2 separate regions of the Homo sapiens genome follow, and region 1 is linked to region 2. Evidence: read pairs that join two places in POLR2A ChIA-PET (ENCODE). Cell type or tissue: OCI-LY7. All regions are shown on one strand. Each heading gives the region's core, and the rest is flanking DNA. Links, peaks and the distances in the headings are about the cores only. Region 1 holds the start of LOC107984928 (a long non-coding RNA gene). Region 2 holds the start of LOC101928163 (a long non-coding RNA gene).

Region 1 (9,315 bases), core at 3,813-6,312, 52 kb after region 2:
GTCCTCCCAAAGTGCTGTGATTATAGGATTATAGACCACTGCGCCCGGCCCAATTTTTTTGTACTTATTTGTAGAGACAGGGTCTCTCTATGCTGCCCAGGCTTCCAAACAACTTTTGTGACAGATACTATTATCATCCCATTTCACAGTTGCGGAAGCATCAGAAAGGTGAAGCCACCCGCCTAAGACCGAAGAGCTAGAAGCAAAAGAGCCAAATTTCAAAACTGCAAAGTGTTCCTGACCTCTGGGCTGTCCTGCTTCCTGGAAATTGCTTGGGCAGTGCGCTCCATCTTCCTGGGGCATTTAACCCACAAGTTTGCTAGCAGCCATGTTTTCAAGCTGCAACAACTACTTCTTGGATGGTGAGAATTGGGAGAGATGGCAGAAGGCCTGGGGAAGAGTGGGGATGCTGGGAAAGCCTCCTGGTGAGAAAGCTCAGGCCACAGCTGGGCCAGGGACATCCACAGCAGTCTCCAGGCTCTGACACCCCCTCCCCAACCCTGACTCCCTCCCAGGGGAGAGAATAACTTGGCTCCAAAGCTGAGGCCAGAATATAAGCCAGAGACCTGCTGACCTGACCCCCCCACCCTGGAATCTACTGAATCTGGGGCCAGGAGCAAGGAAGGGCTGACCCCAAACTGAACAAATCAAAAAGCCAAGTTCCCCTCTGAGCCCTGCAATTTTTTTTTCTTTTGGACCAAATAAGGAAGGAGCACCTGTTACTTTATAATCATACTGTAGGACAGCCTCGAGTTGAAAGCCATGGGATCTGGAGTCTTGAAAACGCGGTTCAAGCTCCTATCTTTTCTATTTCCAAACTCAGTGTCCTAGAGCAACTCACTCACTTTCCCCAAGCTTCAGTTTTTCTATCTATGAAATAGACAATGATACTCCTGTTAAGAGGGCGCTTGTAAGGATTTGGGGGACCAGAGGTTAAATTCGCTTCATTTTAGTTCACCTACGTTACTTATGTTTTGTTACATGTCTTAAGTTATGGTTTTAATAATCCCCCCACTCAAAAATAAACAAGATTAAAAGAATAATGAAAATAGTTAATAATAAGTGTCAACATTTATGGGCACTGATTTTGTGCTGTTTCAAGTGCTTTATACACATTAACTCATTTATCTTCATAAAAAGCCTATGAAGCCATTATACAGATGAGGAAACAGGCTCAGAGAGGCTAAGCATGTTGTTCAAGGTCACACAGCATGGAAGAGGCAAGCCGACTGACTCCAGAGCCTTAGCTTTGTGCCAGTCAGAATGGAAAAGAACTCCAAAAGACACCAACCTGGTTTATTCAAGTGCTGGCATGTAAGGATAAGGAAAAGCAGCCATCAGTTTGAATGACAGGCGATGGGTCCGGAGTAATTAGCCAAATGTATGAAGATTTCACCATTTCTAAACCATCCTGTTATATGACCACACATACCATCTTCATGGAAGTGCAGTAGCATCACCATGACAACTACTTTTGTGTTTTTACCTCTAATGTAATCGATTGTATTTTAAAATATTTTTAAATGAATAAAAGCTTTTGAATTTAATGTTTTAAGTAGGTAATACTTTCACCTGGTTAAAAACTCAAAAAGCTCGAGAGGCATAAAGTGAAAGGCCTCCTTCTCACCCCGGCCCCTGCCATCCTCTTCTCACAGTCAGCCAATGTTGCTAGTTTTGTGGGGAGGGGAAGAACTGATACTTTTTGAAAGTAGAAAGAGTGTGCTTGATTTGTTCTGAGGTCACAAGCCATAAAGCCCACCTTACTCTGGTTGATTTCTTCAGGTCGGCCTCAGCCTGATTTCCTGTACCCTTTGAGGCACTGCTGCTTCCTGCAGGTGATGGTTAGTCCCTTAGGGAGATGGTCAGTCCCTTCTCCCTCTGAACTTTCCCCTGAGGCACCCCCTTCAGTACCCGCTATGCTCCTGACCACATTCTCTCTGGCCTCTAGGCCTGACTGGTTCTCCATCCCCCAGAACCTGCAGAGCCTGTAAATGCCAGAGAAATCTCATCATCTCACACAGCTGATGTGGTAGAGGTGGACCCAGAGGTCACACCTGGGTGGCTTCAGGCTATATCTAGCCTATGAGATTTTTTGTTCTTTTTTGGTCTGCACAGTGATGTCAGAATTGGAAATCTTCACCTGAAAGTCCAATTTTCTGATTTCACTTGAAATATTGGCAGACTCAGCCACACTGAACCCATACTGATGCATGATGATGACAGCTGGAGCTGAGCAGCAGTTGCTCCCTTGAGAAGGAGCACAAGCTCTCTGGGTTGTATGGTCCCCGCCACTCTGGGTTGGTTAACATGGTAGGCAGGATCATAGTCACCTCCAAAGATGTCTGTGTCCTAATCCCTATAATTTGTGAATGTACTGTTACACGGCAAGTGGGAATTAAGTTTGCAGATGGAATGAAGGTTGCTATGCAGGATTATCTAGGTGGGTCCAATGGAATCAGAAGGGTCCTTAAAAGTGGGAGAGGGCAGCAGAAAAGAGTCAGAGAAAGAGAGGCAACCACGAAAACAGGGTCAGAGAGATGCCATGTTGCTGGCTTTGAAAATGAAGGAAGGGGTCACAACCCAAGGAATGTTGGCAGCCTCCAGAAGCTGGAAAAGGCAAGGAAATCAATTATCTTCCAGATTCTCCGAAAGGGAAGTCCCTGCAAACACCCTGATTTTAGCCCAGTGAGATCAGGTTGGTTTGAGAGCATAAACTTAAGTTGTTTTAAGTGACTAAGTTTGTAGTCATTTTGTTATAGCAGCAATAGAGAAGTAATACAGTTAATATGGGCCCTTGTAGGTCTCCAGGGATGGGGGAGTGGGGCACAGCTGTGAGAGCTGTTGTAAGTGTGCAAGACTCATAGCTTAAAGAGCTCGGTAAATGGCCATGAATGTTCTAATGAATAGGCGTAGCAGGCGGGTTCTGGGCAGAGTAGAGATATGGGTGACCCTTGCTTTGGTTTTTTCTCCCTCCACTCTTGTGACACCCTCTGCCCAGTTTCCTTCACAGCCCTGGGGCTTGCTGAGAGAGCCGGGCTGATATGTCAGGCCTTCAGCATTGAGTAGGGCAATCACTTAGCAAGTTGGCAGGTCTCAGCAGCTGGTGGAGGAATCTGGGCTCTGACTGAGGACAGGATTAGAGGTCAAAGTGGGAAAGTAGGGAATAGGCCCCAGACTGAGTAAAAAGACCAGGAGAGCTGAAGGTGGGGGAGGGTCAGGAGCAGGTTCTGAAAGGGGGTGCAAAGCTAGGCAGGGCCCAGACTTGAGGCCTGTTCTAGGTGGTGCTGGCTGGTAGGGGAATGACTGATGGTCTAGGATTGCTGAGGACAACTGTGCACCTGCCAGCACTGTCCTAAGCCTGCCTCTGAACACTAAGCTGTCAGCCTCTGTTTACCTTCCACTCTCAGTATAACCTGCATTCGGCCTATTTGTTGGGAGGCAACTGAAAAACTAATTTATCCTGAATTATTCTTAGTGACTGATAGTGGCTTACTGTGTCAGATACTTGCCAAGGAGATTCATGTTGAAGTGCATATCATTTTAACCTAAAAAGATGAAGTGCATTTAAGGTAGCAGTGTCTGAGAAGGAAAACCTCATGGCTACTGGTGGTGGGGGGTGGCAGGGAACATAGGATGTCACACGGTGGACAGCCTTACCTGCTCACAGGGCTGTACACCCCCAGGAGGTCTCTCATATTCCAGCCCCCATGTCCTTAAGTCTCTTTAGATTTTTTTCACCTGGGCTTTCATTACAATTCTTTTACTTTCCGTGTTTCCTGGGTAAGCTTGTTTATATATTTTTAGCAAACATTCATGTAACACTATGTGCCAGGCACCATTCTAAGTGCTTTACAAATGTTTATTTAGGTAACAGAGGTACTGTTGCCTCCATTTTACAGATAAGGAAACTGAGACACAGAGAGGCTAATTTGCCCAAGACCACGTGGCTAGCGAGTGGCTACACTTTCTGAGCCTCGGCTTTCTTGGCTGTTAAATTGATATGTATATACAAGCGCCCTCTGCATAGCAGGGCTTCTCAGACCCAACACTATTGACATTTTGGGCTGGATAATTCTTTGTTGTGAGGCTGTCCTGTGCATTGCAGGATGTTTAGCGGTATCCCTGGCCTCTACCACATAGGGTATTCACTGCCAAGAGATGCCAGTAGCAACTCCCACTCAAGCTGTGACAAACCTAAAATGTCCCCTGATCTTGCCAAATGTCCTCTGGGGGCAAAATCAACCCTAGTTTAGAACCACTGCCTAATAGGATCCTGGGGAGGATTAAATGAGCTATTTCATATAAAATACCTTCCGGCAATCCCTTCCCCATTCCTTCCATAACTCTATGGTGAGTTCTAACTCCTCAGAACCCTCTTGTTCTTTCTGTTCCTCTACTGTTTGGAAAATGTGCCCACCTATGGAGACTGGGTGCTTGAGAGCTTCTTGCAAATCCAAAGCTGTTCCAGGAGCTAGACCTGATTCCAGTCCTGTCATTTCCACAGACATGCTGTGGGACCTTGGCTGAAGTCCTTCCCCTCCTTGAGCCTCGGTTTCCCCATGTGTACGAGGGGGCTGACCCAGAAGCTTTCCGAAAGGTCTTCTCACTGCAGGAATCAGTGACTGGGTGATTCATACCAAGTGCAAATTCCCCTCACAAAGTCCAAATTCTTCCAGCGACTTAGTCATTCCAGGGTTTGAACTTTCTCGCAAAAACCATTTGAAAAATTCTTCCAGCTTAAAAAAAAAAAAAAAAAGCTATTAAAAGAAAGTAAAAGTTTCAAAACCAAATCCTAGGCAAACAACCCTGAAAACAATACACACACATACATATACATACAGCACCCAAGGTAGCTCTGAGAACAGGATATGAAACCTTGCAGGCCGGCACTAAGAAATGATTCACAGGCCTTTGAGATGCTTCTATTTCAAGACACAGTCCACCCACTGGATCTGGTGGCTCCAAAAACAAACTTTCAGCTGCTGTTTCTTATCGCAGTGTGGTTCGCCTGGCCAGTATCCTTGGGTCTCAAGAGCTCCAGACAGAAGACAAGGTTGAGTCCTGTGAATTCCCTTTCTGTTCTATTTCAAGCCTCAAGCTGCTGGCTTGTTTAAAGAAAGTCTTTTGCATCCACCTTTTGGTTGGCTGACCCGAGTTTAAAGCAACATAGCCTAATGGGTTCGTAGCACAGCCTGCGAATTCATAATTTTAGTTTAGCAAGGCCTCTGTGTGGCTCCAGCAAGTCCTACTGGATCCTGGGCTGGTCATTCTAGAAGCTGTCTCCAGCTAAACAATCCTGCCTGGCTTTCCTTATACATATCAATATTATACTTGCCCTAGGCCAGGATTAAGAATTTTAGCACAAATTCAAAATTTCATGCTTTTATGTAAAATAGAAATATAAAAGTAATTCATTCGATGAAATGCTTACTGAGTGCTCACTATATGCCAAGCACCAGCAATGTACTGGCGATAAAATACAGCCCCTGCCTTCAGGAGCCACATTGAACAGGAAAAGCAGACAATCTAAATATACATAGTAGAAACACATGGAACTATTCCCTATGGGAAATGCCCTGCATAAAAAGTGATACCAAAGTTGGAGCAAAATTGAAAGAAATGCAAATGCTTGTGATACGGTTAAGTACATTTTCATCTGTACTTACCCTTGATTTTGTTTTAGATTTAGAAAATCTTGAACTTTCACTGTTGCTTCATTTGCCCTCCAAAAATCCAGAATCTTACAGAAAGGGTCAGTGTCTGGATCAAACATGTTTCTTATCTAATTTCCTTGCCCCAGTTTTTGTTTATGCCATCATTGCTGCATGGAGTCCTCCCTCCTCTCCTTGTGTATCCTCCAAGTTCTGATGCAAAGCCCACTTCCTCCAGGAAGCATTCGCAGACCCATCTGGCCACATCCTCGCTGTTCTCTAAACACACATATCTCATGCTCTTGACTTGGCCTTTAGCCTGTCCTGCCTTATGATCTCTCTTGTACTTCTGTCCTGAAGTTTTATCTAACTTATGAATTGGGGGAAAGAGGACAGGCACTGACATTTATTAAGTGTTTTATTGGTGACGGGCATTTTGCTAGCTCTTTACTGTATATAATGTGCCTGGTATGTAGAAGATGTTCAATAAATATTTGTTCAACGAATGCTTCAGTGATTTGGCTTAAACCTAACAATAACCCTATGAGACCAATTCTATTAGTATTCCCATTTTACAGATAAGAGAACTGAGGCACAGACAGGTAAAGTCTGCATTTGAGGGCTTTCTGTCTTAAAAGTTGAAGTTCAGACTTTCTCTTCTTCTCTGTTGCTTTTTTCTGCAAATAGATTTCCCTGAAGTGTCTTGATTAATTAATAGGACATATACTGTGCTCCCTGCTTTATCCCATCTCAGGCAATATTACCTGTTCTCTCCGTTGTGAGCCCATATTTGTATTTCTACAGTTAGTTTAGAAACCACTCTGCATCAGGCGTGGTGACTCACGCCTATAGTCCCAACACTTTGGGGAGGCTGAGGCGGGTAGATTGCTTGAACTCAGGAGTTCGACATCAGCCTGAGCAACATGGCAAAACCCCATCTCTACAAAAAAATGAAAAATTAGCCAGGCCTGGTAGTGCACATCTGTGGTCTCAGCTACTGGGGAGGCTGAGGTGGGAGGATCATTTGAGCCCAAAAGGTGGAGGCTGCATTGAGCGAAGATTGTGCCACTGTACTCCAGCCTGGGTGACAGAGTGAGACCCCATCTCAAATAAAAAAAATCATCACCCCACCATTACCTGTGCCTTGTCTACCTTTCCCACTAGACCATAGGCAGCACTAATGTAGTATGACTGCTGTGCCCCTGGCTGGCACACTGCTCATGCTCAGTGAAGATTTGCTGAGCCAGGGTGGTAGTGGTGGTGGTGGTGGTGATAACAATAGGTTGAGTAGTGATGTTCCCCAAAAGATATGTGTTAATTTTTTTTTTTTTTTTTTTTTTTTTTTTTAGATAGAGTCTTGCTCTGTTGCCCAGGCTGGAGTGCAGTGGTGCGATCTCGGCTCACTGCAAGCTCTGACTCCCGAGTTCACACCATACTCCTGCCTCAGCCTCCTGAGTAGCTGGGACTACAGGCGCCGGCCACCATGCCTGGCTAAGTTTTTGTATTTTTAGTAGAGACGGGGTTTCACCGTGTTAGCCAGGATGGTCTAGATCTCCTGACCATGTGATCCACCTGCCTCGGCTTCCCAAAGTGTTGGGATTACAGGCGTGAGCCACTGTGCCCGGCCAGATATGTGTTAAATTTTAATACCCAGTACCTGTGAATGGGACCTTATTTGGAAATAGGGTATCTAAAGATAGAATTAAGGATCTTGAAATGATATCCTGTATTTTTGGTGGGACCTAAATCCAAGGACTGATGTGCTTATAAGAGAAAGGAGACCAGGCACGGTGGCTCACATCTGTAATCACAGCACTTTGGGAGGCCGAGATGGGCGGATCATGAGGTCAGGAGTTTGAGACCAGCCTGGCTAACATAGTGAAACCCCATCTCTACTAAAAATACAAAAATTAGCCGGACGTGGTGGTGCAAGCCTGTAATCCCAGCTACTCAGGAGGCTGAGGCAGGAGAATTGCTTGAAATCAGGAGGTGGAGGTTGCAGTGAGCCGAGATGGTGCCACTGCACTCCAGCCTGGGTGACAGAGCGAGATTCCATCTCAAAAAGAAAAAAAAAAGAGAGAGAAAGGAAAGTAAGATTTAAGACACAGAGACACAGTGAGAAGAAGTACAATTGAAGATGGAGGCCGAAATTGGACTTATGAAGCCTCAAACCAAGGCATGTTAAGGCCACCTGTAGAAGCTAGCAGAGGGGCATGGAGCAGATTCCCCCTCAGAGCCTTCAGGGTAACCCCACCCTGGCGACACCTGCTTTTGGACTGCTGGCCTCTAGAACTGTGAGAGAACAAATTTCTATTGTTTTAAGCCACTGAGTTTGTGGTAGTTTGTAACAGCAACCCTACGAGATGAGCACAGAAGGTGAGCAGGACTTTCCCGCCTATGAAATTCAGGGTTTTGGGGAAACAGCTTCCACTCTGGGGCCTGACAGACCTGGGGTTGGCACCTGCCTGTCCTATGGTCTTGACTTTGCTCCCCTGAGCCTCAGTTTCTTCCTTTGTAAAGGGGAGAGCCAGAGTAAAGCTGCATTTGTAGAGTGCCAGACAGTGTGCTAAGCCCTTTATCGCATCCTAAGACTCCGCTTGGATGATAATAGGCCAGGAACGCCATTAACAAAGAAACTGTGTTTGAAATTGACAGCTTCACATTGCCACATAAGAAGCAACCTCCACCTCGTGTTTTTGCTTTGAATCTGACCATGTGGTAACTCAAGAAAACTCATGAATATTGGAGTCAGACAGGACAAGGTTCAAAGCCTGGCTCTGGTGTTTACCAGCTGGGTGAAACTGTGTGATCTGTCTTGCACTTCTGAGCCTCTCATAGTTTGCAAAATGGGAATGGTACTGGTCCCTACTTGATGTTGATGTGATGATTAAATTAAACGATAATTTTAAAAGCATGCTGTTACGAGCTGTGCCACAGAGGGTAGCACAGTTCCAGCACATAGGGGAGGCTTCTCTCTGAAGATGCTACTGCTGAAGATGCTGGTTCAGGAGGGGACAATCCAGGAAGAGTAAGCCAGTACACAGAGGACGGCAACAGCTGGGGACTGATTTTCCCAGAGGAGGAATGAGGGACAGCGCAGGCCTCTTGGGCAGCTGCTTCCTGGGGTTGTGATGTCACCGGCCCATCCAGGAGGCCACAGTACCAGCGCCTGTTACTGCCTCCCAGCTGGCCGGCTCCACTTCCTGCGCCCTGAGCCTGCCCTTGCCTTCTTTCTCATGACCCTCGGGAGGCAGCTGGGCTGCAGCTCAGAAAGCAACGCTCATCTGCAAGTTGGGACAGCAGAGGCCCTTCATTCCTCCCCAGGGCTCCCACACCTTGGGAGGGACTGTGAAGAGTGACTCTTGTCCAGTGGTTTTCAAACTGGGTTCCTCTAAGCCCTGGGGTATTAGTGCCCCAGGGACCCCTGAAGGTAAGGAGGTGGCGCGTGGTGGAAGCAAGGGGCACCCTAAGAAGGCTCAATTCTTTTTTTTTTTTTTTTTTTTTTGAGATGGAGTCTCTGTCGCCCAGGCTGGATTGCAGTGGCGTGATCTCAGCTCACTGCAAGCTCTGCCTCCCGGGTTCATGCCATTCTCCTGCCTCAGCCTCCCAAGTAGCTGGAACTACAGGCGCGTGCCACCACGCCCGGCTAATTTTTTGTATTTTT
Region 2 (9,315 bases), core at 3,125-5,624:
CCGCCCACAGCACAAGTACCCATTGGAGGGTACCACTGGCCGCCCAGGCACTCACACCCACTGGATGTTGTTCTTGGCCTTCTTGCGGATGAGCTGGATGCCTTCCAGCACGTTGGTGATGTCATAGATGCGCCGCTTCTGCACGTCCAGCACCTCAGCGGCCCAGTTCAGGTCCAGGACCCCATCCTCTGACTCGCTCAGGAGGTAAATGAACTTCTTGGTGAGCAGCCCCAGCGAAGTGTCATACCGAGTCTTCTCCCCGGGGGATTTGGGGGCTGAAGAAGAAAGGGACCCAGTCACAGCTCAGGGAGGGGAGGGCCCGCCCAGGACCCTCGTCCATTGACCTAGGCTCATTAAGTACCACCTTTCACCACCCACTTTCCAGTTTACAAAGCAGTGTGAGCCAGGGCATCCATCACCACCACTGTCCAGACAGGGAACCTGATACCTAAGAGGGAAGGTGACTTGCTTAAGGTCTCACGGCCAATGGGCAGTGTTGGAAGCCTAGTGTCCTGACTCCTGGTTAAATGCACATTTCCACCACAGCTTAGGGCTGCCAGACCACCACCCACAACTACTGTCACTGTTCTAAGTGCTTTCCATGTACGAACACATTTAAGCCCTACAACACCCTGTAAGGGTTGCTGTACAATCATCCCCATTTTATAGATGAGAATACTGAGGCACAGTTTAAGTAATTTGCTCAGCTCACTCAGCTAGAAAGTGGCAAAGCTGGAATTCAAATCCAGGCAGTCTGACTCCAGAGTTTTCCTTAACCATTACCCTATCCTGCCACTTAAATGTCCGGAGTTTGGAATTAGAATAGGGTAGAAATGATAAGCCTGGATTTAAGAGCATTTTTATAGACACACACTTGCTTTTTCTTCCCATGTGAATCACAATGATTATCTGAGAAAAATCGGTCCTGTAACATCAAGTCGGGGAGGTTCATGAGAAAGGTCCCTTTCTCAATGAGGTTGATGTTGCAAGACCACATCTCAGCTGCAGCATCTTAAACCACGAGGGGACTTTTGTAATCGAGTGACTTCCAAGTCATATAGCAAGTTAGTGGCCAATCCAGTAATTCTGGAACCTGAATTTTAGAGTCTTAGGTTCCTCTGGAGGAGGACCAGTTATCATGAGCCTCAGGATCCTTCAAGACAGTGCTCTGGGCAGCCTTGACCAATCAAATGTAGAGGAAACTTTCTTGCCATTCCTGATCTAGCTGTGTCTTCTTTTACACAAGACAACTAAGGTTCACAACAACTAAGGTTCACAGGAGTGACCTGTCAGGTCGGAGCAGAATCCTACCTGGACCCCCAAAACTAGTGTTCCTCCCAAACACAGTTGCTTTAACTCCTGCTCTAACCAGGATTTTTTTTTTTTTTTGGAGATGGAGTCTCACTCTCTCTCCCAGGCTGGAGTGGAGTGCAGTGGTGCGATCTTGGCTCACTGCAACCTGCCTCCCAGGTTCAAGTGATTCTCCTGCCTTGGCCTCCTGAGTAGCTGGGATTACAGGCATGCGCCACCACACCCGGCTAATTTTTGTATTTTTAGTATAGACGGGGTTTCACCACGTTGGCCAGGCTGGTCTGGAACTCCTGACCTCAGGTTATCTGCCCACCTTGGCCTCCCAAAGTGCTGGGATTATAGGTGTGAGCCACCACGCTCAGCCTATCCAGGATATTGACTGAAAATATCAAGAGGCAGCAACCCCCTCCAACTTAGCTTTAGGAAGGCACCACCTGGGCAGCCTCTGGATCTTAAAAACCTTTGGGGTGGCAGAGACTGGATTAATCTGTGCTTCCCTTCCCTTTGAATCACTTATTCAGCTCCTTGTCTGCATGTGGGAGAAAGACCCTGGTTAGCCCCTGCTCTTCTGATTTAGAAAAATTTACCTTGACCTAAACATTAAAACGTTTTAAAAATAATAAATTCCCAAATAAAACACTGGTCATTGAGTTTAGATCATGAGAGCAGTACATGGTATGGTAGAAGTAGTGCGAGACTGGCCAGGCATGGTGGCTCACGCCTGTAATCCCACCACTTTGGGAGGCCGAGGCGGGTGGATCATTTGAGGTCAGGAGTTTAAGACCAGCCTGGCCAACATGGTGAAACTGTGTCTCTACTAAAAATACAAAAATTAGGCAGGGATGGTGGCATGTACCTGTAGTCCCAGCTACCTGGGAGGCTGAGGTGAGAGAGTTGCTTGAACCCCAGAGGTGGAGGTTGCAGGGAGCCAAGATGGCACCACTGCAATCCACATTTGGTGACAGAGCGAGACCTGTCTCACAACAACAACAACAACAACAACAACAACAACAAAAAAAAACACAGAAGTAATGCAAGATTTACATGTCCAGGCTCTAGTCCTGACTCCACTCTGAGACTATGGGCAAGTCACTCAAGCTCTCTGAGTCTCAAGTTGCCTGATTAGTAAAGACAGACAAGCCTACCTACCTGGCAGGATCAAATAATAAAATACGCAGGAAGCTTTTGTAAACTGGAAAGTGATCCAAATATGACTACCAGTGATTGGGCAGGGCACTGCCCTCTGCCCCTGCCCCACCCCACCCCAGAGGCCCCATCAGCACTGCTTACTTTTGGGGCTGGGGAGGCCATCCACTCTGATGCACTTCCCCTTGGGGGTTGGGAACTCAGGGACGACGGGCCTCCCAATCCCCTCCAGATCCAGCTTCCTTTTGGCCTTGGAGAAAAGGGGGAGAGAGAGGCAGAGTTTGAGAATCATTCCTCCTTTAGCCTTTCCCTGATGTGGGGCCAAAGCAATGAAGCCACTTAGCAGCCACCTCTGTGCCTCAGTTTACCGCCAGTCCTGGTGAAGCACTGCTGTACTTGATAGGAAAACATCAGTGACCTGAGAAGTGAGCTTTCAGGGGAAATCTTGTTTTCTGAAGGGCAAATAAAACTCCCATCCTCTGAGGCCCAGGCACTTGAGACCCTACCAAAGCCAGTCTGGCCAAGGGCTCAGAGCTCCTTAACCACGGGCCCTAAGCCGGCTCCTATACCTGCTCCTCACCCCACCACACCCAGAGGATGATACCAGGAGGAAGCAGTGGGTGGGGCCTAAACCACATCAGGGTGGGGAAAGGGCCCCCCTACAGAAGCAGCTGGCCCAGCTAGACTGAGTGCCCATCACAGTCCCACAGCTGGTCCTTATCAGGGCGGGGCTGGGCATCCGCCCAGACCCAGGGGACTTCCTGGCTCAGTGCCACAACCCAGGGAGGTGCCCACAGTGGGAAGCAGTGCAAACATCCCCACCCCCATGTTTGGGCTCCAGCTTGAGGGCCCCAGGGCCTCCTGAATAGACTGCATTTGCCATTCTTTCTTTGCCGAGAGGGGCAGACAATGAATCCTTCCCGTGTCTTAAGGACAAGCAGCTGAGGCCACCCCCCCCCTCCAGCTCCCCCTTTCTGTTCCCGCCAAGCTTGGGAAACACCTGCTGGGGAAATCAAACCACAGACCCATCTGCTCCTCTCCACCCTGTTGCCACCCGGGCCCCAATTAGGCCCAGAGCTGCACTGGCCCGGAAAGGGCCTCTCTCCTGGTTAGGGCTGGGCAGGGGCAGGGCAGGGGCAGAGCTGGGGCACTGGGACACTGGGACATAGGTCAGAGACCCATGCTTGAATCTCCAGCTCCTTCGCAGGCTCACGGTACAAGTTGGGGGAAATGTTACACATCTAAGGAGCCTCAGTTTCTTCCTCTGTAAATGGGGTAAAAATGCCTACCTCAAGGGGCTATTGTAAGGATTCAAGGAAGGCACTACCTGGGCAGCCTCTGCATCTTAAAAACCCTGGAACAGGCTGAATTAATCCCCGCGTGGCTTCCCTTTGAAGCACTTATTTAGCTCCCTGTCTGCATGTGGGAGAAAGACCCTGGTTAGCTCCTGCTCCTTTAACTTCTGTAAAGTTCTCAGCCTGTGTCTCAGCACACAGTAGGTGTTCAGGAAACACAGAGTCCCTTCCCTAAAATCTAATCTCGACCTCTTCCTTCATACATCCTTCTGGGGGTCATCGAGCCCATTTCTTTCCTCTTTCCAACTCTGGATCCCCCAGACACCCCTACCCTGGCTTGGACAGAGAGGCCTATTTTAACATTTAGTGGTGAGGTCATGCTCAGCAGGGCTGAGACTTCTAACTGCTGCTGAGCACAGCTGGGCTGACAGGTGTTGGAGGTGGTGACAGCTCTTCCTGCTGTCAGTTCCCCTTCCCCCACTCCTGCCCCCTCCAGGAAGTCTTCCTGGGCTGATGTGAGGAGCCCTGCTCCTTGGTTTGAGGAGCCTGGATATAACACTCTTGCTTTCCACCACTACCGAGACCTGGAAACCATCCAAACACTTTACTGCTCATTCTTGAATGAGTCTCTTGAATATTCCTTTTCTACCTTCCTAACTGGTGAAATCCTATATTCTAGAGATTTAGCCCCATGCTGTCACTAGAGAAAGGGCCAGTCACTGGCTGAGACCTTCCACATGCCCTGAACCACGCCCCAACATTCATCACTTCACTGAATCTTCCCATACCACTAATCCCCATTGTACAGCTGAAGTAATTGAGGCTTGGGGAGCTCCGAGGCCTCCATCAATCCTGACCAAGGCTGCACATCCTAGTATTCTTCATATATCCCCCAGCAGGAGCACCAAGGGCAGGGAGAGGAAGGGAAGCTCAGGTGGAGTTCTACCTGAGGCAGAGGTGGGGCAGCCCAGAGCCTCCCCAGCCACACCTGTCTCCCCCGCCAGAACAAACCAGAAAGAATCCCAGGAAGACCTTGAACAGAATATCTATGCTGAGCCTGTTACATGCTCGTAACAGTCCTACCACATCAGTATTGGCACTGGCTCTCGGAAGCCAAAAAATGGAGACTTACAGAGAGTAAGCACATGCCCAAGGTCACACAAAGGCCGGAGCCAGGGTTTGAACCCAGGCCTGTCTGACTGCAAAGCCATGTACCAGGCTGCCTCAGCTGCATCCCACACACGCTGCCCCAGGATTTGCTAGAATTTGGGCCAAGGCCTGGGCTACGCCCACCTGCCCCCATCACTGCATGTACTTGCACACACACACACACACACACACACACACAGCCTTCTCTCTTTTCTCACTCTCCTTCACCCTTATTCTGCACTCCCAGGGTCCCAATGCGGCAAGTGTCCCCCTAAGGATACCTCCCTGACACCTTTGGACAGTGCCCAGAGGAAAGTCAGCCTATGGCTTGGGCTGAACCTGCAGAACACAGGTGGCAGAGGACAAGCCCAGGAGGATCAGCATCAAGGTGAGGCTGAGCACAGGTCTTGGAGTCAGACTGGCCTGGCTTTGCATCTAGGCCTTCCCCTTCTTAGCTGGGAAATCAGTTGACGTCAAGTCACCTATAAAATGGGCATCATTGTCTCCACCTATGCTGAGGATTCAGTGAGATAGTGCAGCAAAGCGCTTTGCCCATAGGGAGTGCCCCCACCAGGGAGCTGCTAGCACTGATGTATGGGGAGCACCAGTGGGAAAAGGGGAAAGTTCAAGGGTGAGCTGAAAAGAGACTGCGATGAGGGGAGGAGAGCAAAGGCTATGGCCACAGCCAGAGGCCAGCTTAGCCCTATCCTGGACGCTCTTAGGCAGCCCCTTTGGCTGGATCTTCAAGGCCTGGTCAGGACGCAAGCCCACCCTGCCAACCCCTATGGAGAAGAGTACAGCTCCTTCCTCAGGCAGCTGCAGAAGTGCAGAGGGTCAGAGATCACCAGGCACAACCCCCTTACGGGCACCACGGTGAGGAAACTGGGACTTGGGGAAGAGGAATTGACTTGCCCAAGGTCACGCAGAGTGGAGCCTGGTCTCTCCTAAGCCCTAAGTCAGATGGTGGGGGTAGGAGCAAATGTAAGGGGTCGAACCTTGCTTTCAGATCCCAGCTCTGCCACTTCGTAGCTGAACAGCCTGGGATTCACTGTCTTGCCTCTCTGAGCCTACACCTCCTCACCTGACCTGCCTTGTAGAGTTGTGTGTTAAAATGTTTATTTTCTTTCATGCCTCACAAGAGGAAATCTGGAAAATGTAGACAAATTGAAAGAAAAGGAGGACCGGGCGTGGTGGCTCACGCTTGTAATCCCAGCACTTTGGGAGGCCAAGGCGGGTGGATCACCTGAGGTCAGGAGTTCGAAGCTAGCCTGGCCAACATGGTGAAACCCCATCTCTACTAAAAATACAAAAAGTAATCCCAGCTACTTGGGAGGCTGAGACAGGAGAATCATTTGAACCTGGGAGGTGGAGTTTGCAGTGAGCAGAGATGGCGCTATTGCAAGCCAGCCTGGGCAGAGCTTCCTGCAGGCGTGAAAGAGAATGATGCCATGCGCCTGGCCAGAGGAGGCATGCGATAAAGGGGCATTCCCTGAGCCTTCCTCAGAGGACTTGGAAAGAGCTCTGGACAGGGAGCCAGGAGATCTGGGTTGTGGCCTTCATTCTGCCATTGAACTTGGTTGCCATCCTTGGACAGTGCCTGAGGTCCCTTTAAACAGAAGCTCCACAACAAATCCTGCTCACCCTGCACTTTGCAGCCCGGCCACAAAGCAAGCGGCCACACCCAGGGTTGGGTTTGGAGCTGTTCCAGGTCACGCCCTTGTAAAATGAGTAAGCAGAGGGCAGGCCTGCCCACGGGGCTGGGCCCCGGGCATCTGGGGATTGACAGGAGCGGGAGCTCTGGGCCTGGCAGGGCTTTAGGGTGGTCTGCTGCAAGGAGACTCCCCTGCTTCTTCACTTGTGACCCAGGCAAGTGACTTCCTTTCTTTGCTCAGTTTCCTTATCTGCAAGGTGCCTCATTCTGGACATCCTGACCAAGATAATGAACGTGAAGAGTGCCAAGCAGTGTCTGGCACACGAGAGGCACTCAGTAAAAGAGAGACCTTCTTGCTAAGATCACTGAGCCCTTCTGGGAGGGAGGTACAGACAGATGTACTTGGGCTCCTCTGGGAGGGTTCAAAGCAGTGTAAAACCACAGCTGTTACTGAAACTTCCAGTCTGAAAGCAGCTGGCCAGAGGAGAGTGGGCCTGCCGCAAAGCTCCCTTCCCTGGGGGGAGCTCAGCTCCTAAGTTAGGCAGTATTAAAAAAAGTCAAGGCTACATAGAGAAGAGCCTGCTGCCTGACCAGGTGCATTAGAGTAGCTAGCTCATGCCTGTAATCCCAGCACTTTGGGAGGCTGAGGCAAGAGGATTGCTTGAGCCCAGGAGTTTGAGACCAGCCTGGGGAACATAGGGAGACCCCTGTCTCTACAAAAAATAAAAAATAAAAGACAGAAGAGCTGACTGCCTTGTGAGTCCCATCACTCTACCCCATCCCCATCTCTGACCTTAGGTCACATCCCCTCTCTGAGCCTCAGTTTCCCCCTGTAACATGGAGCTATTAATGCCATCTATTTCACGAACTACAAAGATGTTTTAGGCTATAAAACACTGAACACAAGATACCCAATCCCAGTTATCCTCGGTTGCTTAACCTGTAAAATGGGGATAATACCATTCCTGCCCACTGCCCTCCTAGTTAGAAATCATGTGCAGGAAGGGTCTCCAGGAAGGTTAACGTTTTGAACATGGGCAAAGCCTGAGTCCACTGGCAGGGAGTGGTGGCTCTGCCTGCATCCAGAGCTGGCTGGGCATCCGTGCTTGCTGACTAGCACAGGTCTGACCAGATGCCTCTGGGGCAGTGGGGGGTGGTCTTATCCCTGTACCCGAACTTATTCACCAAACTCACAACTAAGCAAACCTACAACACCCCCTTCCTCTCCCTGGAGCCTGCTTCCAAAACCCAGGACCTGGAGCTGAATGTGGCTGAGAAGAGCTAGCCCCACAGCCACCCTGTGCACACACGCATTGTGAAGGAGAGAACACTGAAGCCCAGACTGGGTCCAAGACTTGTCCAAGGACACACAGAGAATTAGTGGCAGAGTCACACCAGAAACCAGGCTCCTCAACCACCACCACCTCCACTCCCCCAGGCTTTTCCCACTCCACCCCCCACCCTAAAGTTGTTTTGATTCACACGGGCTCCAGGAATTCCACTCCCACAAAACACACCCTGAGCCCAGGTCAGCAGGCAGCCTGGTGCCACTACACTTTGGGCCCTCTCTGGCAACGAGCCTGGGAGCTTGAGGAGAGAGCAGCCAATCTGAACAGAACCCAAGGGGGCTGCCCACATTTGTATCTGCTACATGGCTGTCTGGGAGGGAAGACTGGGCCTGGGGGAGGACCTAGGGCAGATACTTGGGGCTATCTCAGGAGCTGGCTGGACAATTTGGAGTCTGTCCATGGCAGATTGGATGTGAGAGACCCACTAGACCTATCCCTCTGTCTTACCAAAGTCCCACAGTGTCCCCAGGCCATACTCTTTGCCTGGACAATAGCAGGCACCCAGTACTGGTTTCTGGCCAAACAATGAAGTAATGAATGAATGGCGGCAACGCTGGCTGCATGGACTTCCCCAAGGTCACACAGTGCACTGGGAGTAGTGAGTTGGGTCTCCCTCCAGACTCGCAATCCAGTGCTCATTCCACTCCACTAGAATGGATGAGATTATTTCATCCAAAGTCTGAAAATGAAGGGGTCTTCTACTCAGATATTGGGGGCACTGGGTCCTGGAAACTGAAAGCTCATCTTCCCTCTTCCCAAAACTCTACCTGCTCCACTCAAACTGGATCTCAGGCACCCCTCCCTCCTTTCCCACACCTGGAAAAGCATAGGGGGAAGCGGTGGGGGCCCCCAGCATTACCGGCAGCCGGCCTGCCGGCAGGCATCGCACAACTTGGCCCTCGGGTCCGTGGGGAGTGGCGTCGAGGCAGGTGCCTGGCGCCGCTGCGGGAGGCGCCGTCTGCGGGTACAGCGGTGTGTAGTAGGTAGCAGTAGCTGGGCAGAGCTGGGGGCTGCTGAGGCCGGATGGCCACAGCTCTGTGGGGCTCATCGCGGGCACCACCTTCGGGGTCTGCCCAGCGGCCGAAGCCAAGGCCCGGGGCCCTTGCAGCATAGCGAGTAAGGCGCCCCCTACCCAAAAGGGCTTGGCGCGCCCGCGGACACCTGCGGGTTCCGGTGCTGCCGCCTTTCACACGGCCCGCGGCATGGCGCGGAGGCCGGGGGAAGCCGCCAATGGACGCCTGCGGGGCAAGGCCGGACCCTCCCCTCCTGGCCCGCGGCCGAGCAGAGAGCAGCGCTTAGAGATCGCCGCTTGGAGATCGCCCGGCGGCTGCGGTGGTGGCACTGCCAGGGGCTGTCTCGTCCCGAGGGCACCGCGACCCGGGACGCCCCGCGCTCCCCAAGGCCTCGGCACCTG

The links. ChIA-PET counts read pairs that join two places held together with the same protein. Peaks named below come from ENCODE experiments on the same cell type or tissue, not always from the same donor. Only the 100,000 strongest peaks of a DNase experiment are listed, where the experiment ranks them.
Region 1: POLR2A ChIA-PET joins it to region 2 with 8 read pairs; 11 of 35 experiments call an interaction of 5 or more read pairs at or near these places.

What each region holds. Positions count from the first base shown.
Region 1 is chr1:23,572,598-23,581,912 of GRCh38, forward strand. LOC107984928 (a long non-coding RNA gene) reads right to left here and starts at 5,110. Exons shown (of 2, transcript XR_007065540.1): 1 at 4,830-5,110; 2 at 3,839-4,736. It overlaps LOC124903876 (a long non-coding RNA gene), which reads left to right. Exons shown (of 3, transcript XR_007065537.1): 3 at 150-1,103. RefSeq lists an enhancer at 2,160-2,249. In OCI-LY7, for the core only: CTCF peaks have their summits at 4,053 and 4,256; DNase peaks (open chromatin) are centred at 4,074, 4,904 and 5,904; H3K4me3 peaks cover 2,500 bases; H3K27ac peaks cover 2,500 bases.
Region 2 is chr1:23,521,782-23,531,096 of GRCh38, forward strand. E2F2 (E2F transcription factor 2) reads right to left here. Exons shown (of 7, transcript NM_004091.4): 1 at 8,761-9,315; 2 at 2,602-2,707; 3 at 56-275. The coding sequence starts at 9,012. It overlaps LOC101928163 (a long non-coding RNA gene), which reads left to right and starts at 149. Exons shown (of 3, transcript NR_110799.1): 1 at 149-204; 2 at 5,149-5,289; 3 at 5,624-6,638. RefSeq lists enhancers at 1-219, 6,721-6,850 and silencers at 6,506-6,702, 8,858-9,006. In OCI-LY7, for the core only: no CTCF peak of the experiment used is centred there; DNase peaks (open chromatin) are centred at 3,170, 3,470, 4,170 and 4,950; H3K4me3 peaks cover 2,500 bases; H3K27ac peaks cover 2,500 bases.